2 separate regions of the Homo sapiens genome follow, and region 2 is linked to region 1. The links are chromatin loops, found by intact Hi-C in ENCODE. Cell type or tissue: body of pancreas. All regions are shown on one strand. Each heading gives the region's core, and the rest is flanking DNA. Links, peaks and the distances in the headings are about the cores only.

Evidence for each region. A loop is a pair of places that touch in the nucleus more often than their neighbours do. Peaks named below come from ENCODE experiments on the same cell type or tissue, not always from the same donor. Only the 100,000 strongest peaks of a DNase experiment are listed, where the experiment ranks them.
Region 2: it touches region 1 in a loop (2.5-fold over the local background); 1 of 110 quality-filtered maps calls a loop at or near these places.

Annotation. Positions count from the first base shown.
Region 1 is chr13:30,778,764-30,781,667 of GRCh38, reverse strand. No RefSeq gene overlaps it. Among named protein-coding and RNA genes, the nearest start is that of LINC00398, 23 kb to the left of the region's middle. In body of pancreas, for the core only: no CTCF peak of the experiment used is centred there; a DNase peak (open chromatin) is centred at 1,157.
Region 2 is chr13:30,843,677-30,846,580 of GRCh38, reverse strand. No RefSeq gene overlaps it. Among named protein-coding and RNA genes, the nearest start is that of LINC00545, 37 kb to the left of the region's middle. In body of pancreas, for the core only: no CTCF peak of the experiment used is centred there; no DNase peak of the experiment used is centred there.

The sequences.
Region 1 (2,904 bases), core at 87-2,586:
ATGTGGCACATATACACTATGGAATACTATGCAGCCATAAAAAATGATGAGTTCATGTCCTTTGTAGGGACATGGATGAAATTGGAAATCATCATTCTCAGTAAACTATCACAGGGACAAAAAACCAAACACTGCATGTTCTCACTCATAGGTGGGAAATGAACAATGAGAACACATGGACACAGGAAGGGGAACATCACACTCTGGGGACTGTTGTGGGATGGGGGGAAGGGGGAGGGATAGCATTAGGAGATATACCTAACGCTAAATGATGAGTTAATGGGTGCAGCACACCAGCATGGCACATGTATACATATGTAATTAACCTGCACATTGTGCACATGTACCCTAAAACTTAAAGTATAATTAAAAAAAAAAGAACTTAAAATGAAAAAAAAAAAAAAGAGAGATTTATATAGCTCATGGTTCTACAGGCTGGGAAGTTCAAGGAGCATGGTGCTAACATCTGCTCCTCATGAAACAGTGGAAGGTCAAAGGAAAGGGGCAAAACTTAGAGGTGTCCTCACTTTGTAACAACCCACCCTCAAAGGGAAACAATCTATTCCCAAGAGAACTAATCCAAGAGTGGGAATTCAATCACTACCTTGAGAACAGTACTAAGCCATTCATGAGGGATCCACCTCCCATGACCCAAACACCTCCCACCAGACCCCAACTCCCAACACAGCCACAGTGGAGATCAAATTTCAATATGAGATCTGGTGGGGATAAACAAACCATATCCAAACCATATTATTCCACCTCTGGCCCCACAAAACTTATGCCCTCCTCATTGTAAAATACAATTATCCCTTCCCAATAGTCTCCAAAAGTCTTAACTTGTTCCGGCATCAACTAGAATGTCTAAAGTCCAAAGTCTCATCTGAGACTCAAGGCAAGCTCCTTCCAACTCTGAGCCTGTAAAATCAAAAACAAGTTTTTTACTTCCAAGATAAACATTCCCATTCCAAAGGGGAAAAAATCAGACAAACTAAAAGAATGACAAGTCCCACACAAGTTCAAAGCCCAGTAGACCGAACATTAAATCTTAAAGCTCCAGGTGCTGCCTCCTAGGCACACTGGTGAAAGGGGTAGGCTCCCAAGACCTTGAGCAGCCCCATCCCCATGGTTTTGCTGGGCAGAGCCCATGTGGGTGCTCCAGGGCTTGAAATCAGACACCTGTAGCTTTCCCAGGCAGGCACTACATGCTGCTAGTAGCTCTACAATTCTGGGGTCTTGAGGGCAGCCCTGCCTTTATAGCTCCACCAACCTTGGTAGGCACTCCCTGTAGTGGCTCTGCCCCTGTGTCAATTTTCTGTCTGGGCTCCCAGGCTTTCTGATACATCCTCTAATATCTAGGAGGAAGCTGCCACGTCTCCACTGCTCTTTCATTCTGTATGTCTGTAGAATTAGTGCCGCATGGAAGCTGCTAAGGCTCAGGGCTTGCTCTCTACAGAGCAGTGGCATGAGTCAAACCTGGGGCCACATGAACCAAGGCTGGAGCATCCAGAATGTGGGGACCAGTGTCCCCAGGCAGCACAGAGACACAGCATCCTGGGCTTGTTCCCCTAAACCAACCTGTCATCTTAGACTTAGACCTCTGGGTCTGTGATGGAAGAGGCGACCTTAAAGATCTTTGAAATGCGTTGGGGACCTTTTTCCCATTGCTTTTTCCCATTGTTCTTTTAGCACCTGGCTTCCGTTTATCCACGCTAATCTCTCTAGCAAGGGGTTTCTCTGCCTCACCTCACCTTTGGGCTCTTTCATTCTCTACCAGAATTTTGGCCAGGCTGTGAATTTTCCAATTTTTTCTGCTCTGTTTCCCTTTTTCTAGTAATTCACTGTAAGCAGTTAGAAGCAAGCACTCAGCAGCCCACGCACTTTGCTGCTTAGAAATTTCTTCCACCAGATATGCTATTCCATCACTCTTAAGTTCAGCTTTCCACAGAGTCCTAGGGCATGGACACAGTGTAGCCAAGTTTTTTGCAATGGCATAACAAGGATGCCTTTTACTCCAGCTCCCAGTAAGTTCTTAATTTCCATCTAAGAGTTCATAAGAATGACCTTTACTATCCATATTTCTATCAGCATTCTGGCTACCACCTCTTAACAAATCTCTAACAATTTCCAAACTTTCCTTCATCTTTTTGTATTTTTTTGAGCCCTCGCCAGAATCATCCTTAATGCTTAATTCATAGCAATATAGTATTTTTCTAGCTGCTTCTTCGAACTCTTCCAGCCTCTGCTCATGACCCAGTTGCAAAGCCACTTCACATTTTCAGATATCTGTGTAGCAACATCCTACTCCTCGGTACCAATTTTCTGTCTTAGTCTCTTTTGTGTTGCCGTAACAGAATACCTGAGGCTGGATAACATCTAAAGAAAAGGGGTGTGTTTAGCTCATAGTTCTACAGGCTGGAAAGCACAAGAAGCTTGGTGCCTGCCTCGGCTCAGTTTCTAGCGAGGACTTTCATGCTGTGTCACAGCATGGCAGAGCATCAAAAGAGAAGCAGACGTGTGTGAAGGAACAAAACCCAAAGATGTCCTCACTTTTTAACACCCCACTCTCATGAAAACTAATGAAGTCTACTGAGAGTGAGAACTCACTCATTACAGAGTGAACAAGTGAATGGCACCAAGGTATTTATGAGGGATCCACAGGCCTTTCACTAGCCCCCTTTCCCAACATTGCCACATTAGGGATCAAATTTCAACATAGTTTTAATGGGGTCAAACCATAGCAGAAAGGAGCTAGCACCAGAGGATGGCATAGAAAGAAAGAAAGAAGCCAAGCAAAGAAAGTGTTTCTAAGATGAAAGAGTGATCAAACCGTGCCAAGTAAATTCTTCTCCAATGCCAAAAAGAAAATCTAAATACCACCCTATCTCCATTTTCTAATATTAT
Region 2 (2,904 bases), core at 172-2,671, 65 kb before region 1:
TATTTGGTAGTGGTGTCAGGAGGTGGGAAAGAATGGATACATCCTATTGTTACATGTATCACTAAGAGCAGATGACTAACAAATGTGTTATGTGGTAAGTGTGTTGGAATAACTTTCAACATCATTTACAAATGCTTTTAAAAATGTCATTAAGGCCGGGCATAGTAGCTCATGCCTATAATCACAGCACTTTGGGAGGCTGAGGCAGGAGGGTCACTTGAGGCCAGGAGTTGAGACTAGCTGAGGCAACAAAATGAGACCCCGTCTTTACAAAAAATAAAATTTGCTGGGCGTAGTGGCGCATGCCTGTATTCCCAGCTACTCAGGAGGCTGAGGCAGAGGAATCGTTGGAGCCCAGGAGTTTGAGGTTGCAGTGAGCTATGATCACACCACTGCACTCCACCCTGGGCAACAGAGTGAGACCCTGTCTCCAAAACAAACAAAAAAAGTCATTAAACCTCTCAACATTGTTGGGGGCTTAGGCGCACAGTGTGGGCCTCTGTTACACAGTGTGGCAGGACATTATATCCTTTATTTTCTGATGCTTTGACCTCTAGAGTCATGCTGGTCAAATTCAGTTCCGCCAACTCCTGAAGATAGTAAACAACTCACGCAGGAGGATGCTTTTAAAATGTAAACAAACCAATCCAGAGTTCATACCCAAACCACTTCCTCTATTTGGCTTTCCTGCTCTGAGCCACTATCCACCTCCCCTAATGACCCTAGGGCCAGGGATCAGACGGCTAGGGACAGTCCCTACGCCCCAGAGCCCACTGAAAGGGTTCAAACTAGCCAATCCCAGCCCTGTCCACCCTGCCTCCCTCTTCCTCTGCCCCCAACCCAGTGCTTCCCCACGTGGCACCCCATGCAGGGTGTGCCTTCTTCTCTTAGGAACTGTGAGTAACAAACTATCTCTTCTTCTTCTTCTTCTTTTTTAATTTGTTTAGAGGCAGGATCTTGCCCTGTTGCCCAGGCTGGAGTGCAGTGTCACAACCATAGCTCACTGCATTCTTGAACTCCTGGGTAACAGTGATCCTCCCGCCTCAAGCCTCCTGAGTAGCTGGAACTACAGGCGCACACCATCGTGCCTGGCTACTTTTTTTCATTTTAAATTTTTTGTACAGACAGTGTCTCCCTATGTTGCCCAGGCTGGTCTCAAACTCCTGGCCTCAGCAATCCTCCTGCCTCGGCCTCCCAAAGTGCTGGAATTATAGGCGTAAGCCACTGTGTGCAGCCACAACTATCTTCTCAATGGCAATCATCTTCTGATCTGTTGGCTTTATTGTGGCTCCAATTTCCTGTTAATATGCTATATTTTAAAATAAGCAGTACCATTTGTACTTGGAGAAAGGACTGTGGGTGAGTGGGAAGACAGCCCAGGGTGTCCCATTAGAGTCTCCTTCTCTGTAAGTGCAACAGTGAAGCATTTGTTCATCTAATGTTAATACCCCTGAGAGTCAGGCATCTCACTCAGCTGCCCCCCTGACATTCCCACTGGGGTGCTTCACAGGGATCTCTCGCTGCACTGTACAAAACTGAACCCTAGACCTCTCACCCTCAACACACATACACACACACCACATGCACACACACACACACCACATACACACACACCACATACATACACACACCACATACACACCACATGCACACACACCACAGACACACACACACACCACATACACACCACATGCGCACACACACCACATGCACACACACACCACATGCGCACACACACCACATGCACACACACACCACATGAACACACCACATACACACACACCAGATACACACACACCAGATACACACCACATACACACACACCATATACACACACCACATACACACTACATACATGCACACCACATACACACACACCACATACACGCACCACATACACACACACCACATACACACACACAACATACACATCACATACACATACCCCACATACACACACACACCACATACACACCACATACACGCACACCACATACACACACCACATACACACCACAGACACGCACACCACACACACACACAACATACAAACACACCACATACACACCACAAACACACGCAGCACATACACACCACATACACGCACACCACATACACACACACCACAGACACACACACATCACATACACAAACCACACACACACCAGACACACACACACCACATACACACACCACACGCACACACACACACCATGTACACACCACAGACACACACCACACCCACACCCACACCACACCCACACACACCCACACACACACCACACCCACACACACCACACCCACACACCACACCCACACCCACACACCACACCCACACCCACACCACACCCACACACCACACCCACACACACCACACCCACACCACACCCACACCCACACCCACACCCACACACCCACACCCACACCCACACACCACACCCACACCCACACCACACCCACACCCACACACCCACACCACACCCACACCCACACACCCACACACACACCACAGACACACACCACAGACACACACATCACAGACACACACACCACAGACACACCACATACACACCACAAAAACACACCACAGACACACACACACACCACATACACACACACCACAGACACACACACCACATACACACCTACACACACCACATACATACCACAGACACACACACCACATACACACACCACAGACACTACACCACAGACACACACACACTCCACATACACAACACACACGCACACAACATACACACCACATATAAGCACACCACATAGACACACACCATATGCACACACACCACAGAGCCACGCACCACATACACACACACGACATACACACACCCCTGACACACACCACATACACACCACATACAAACACACACCACATACACACCA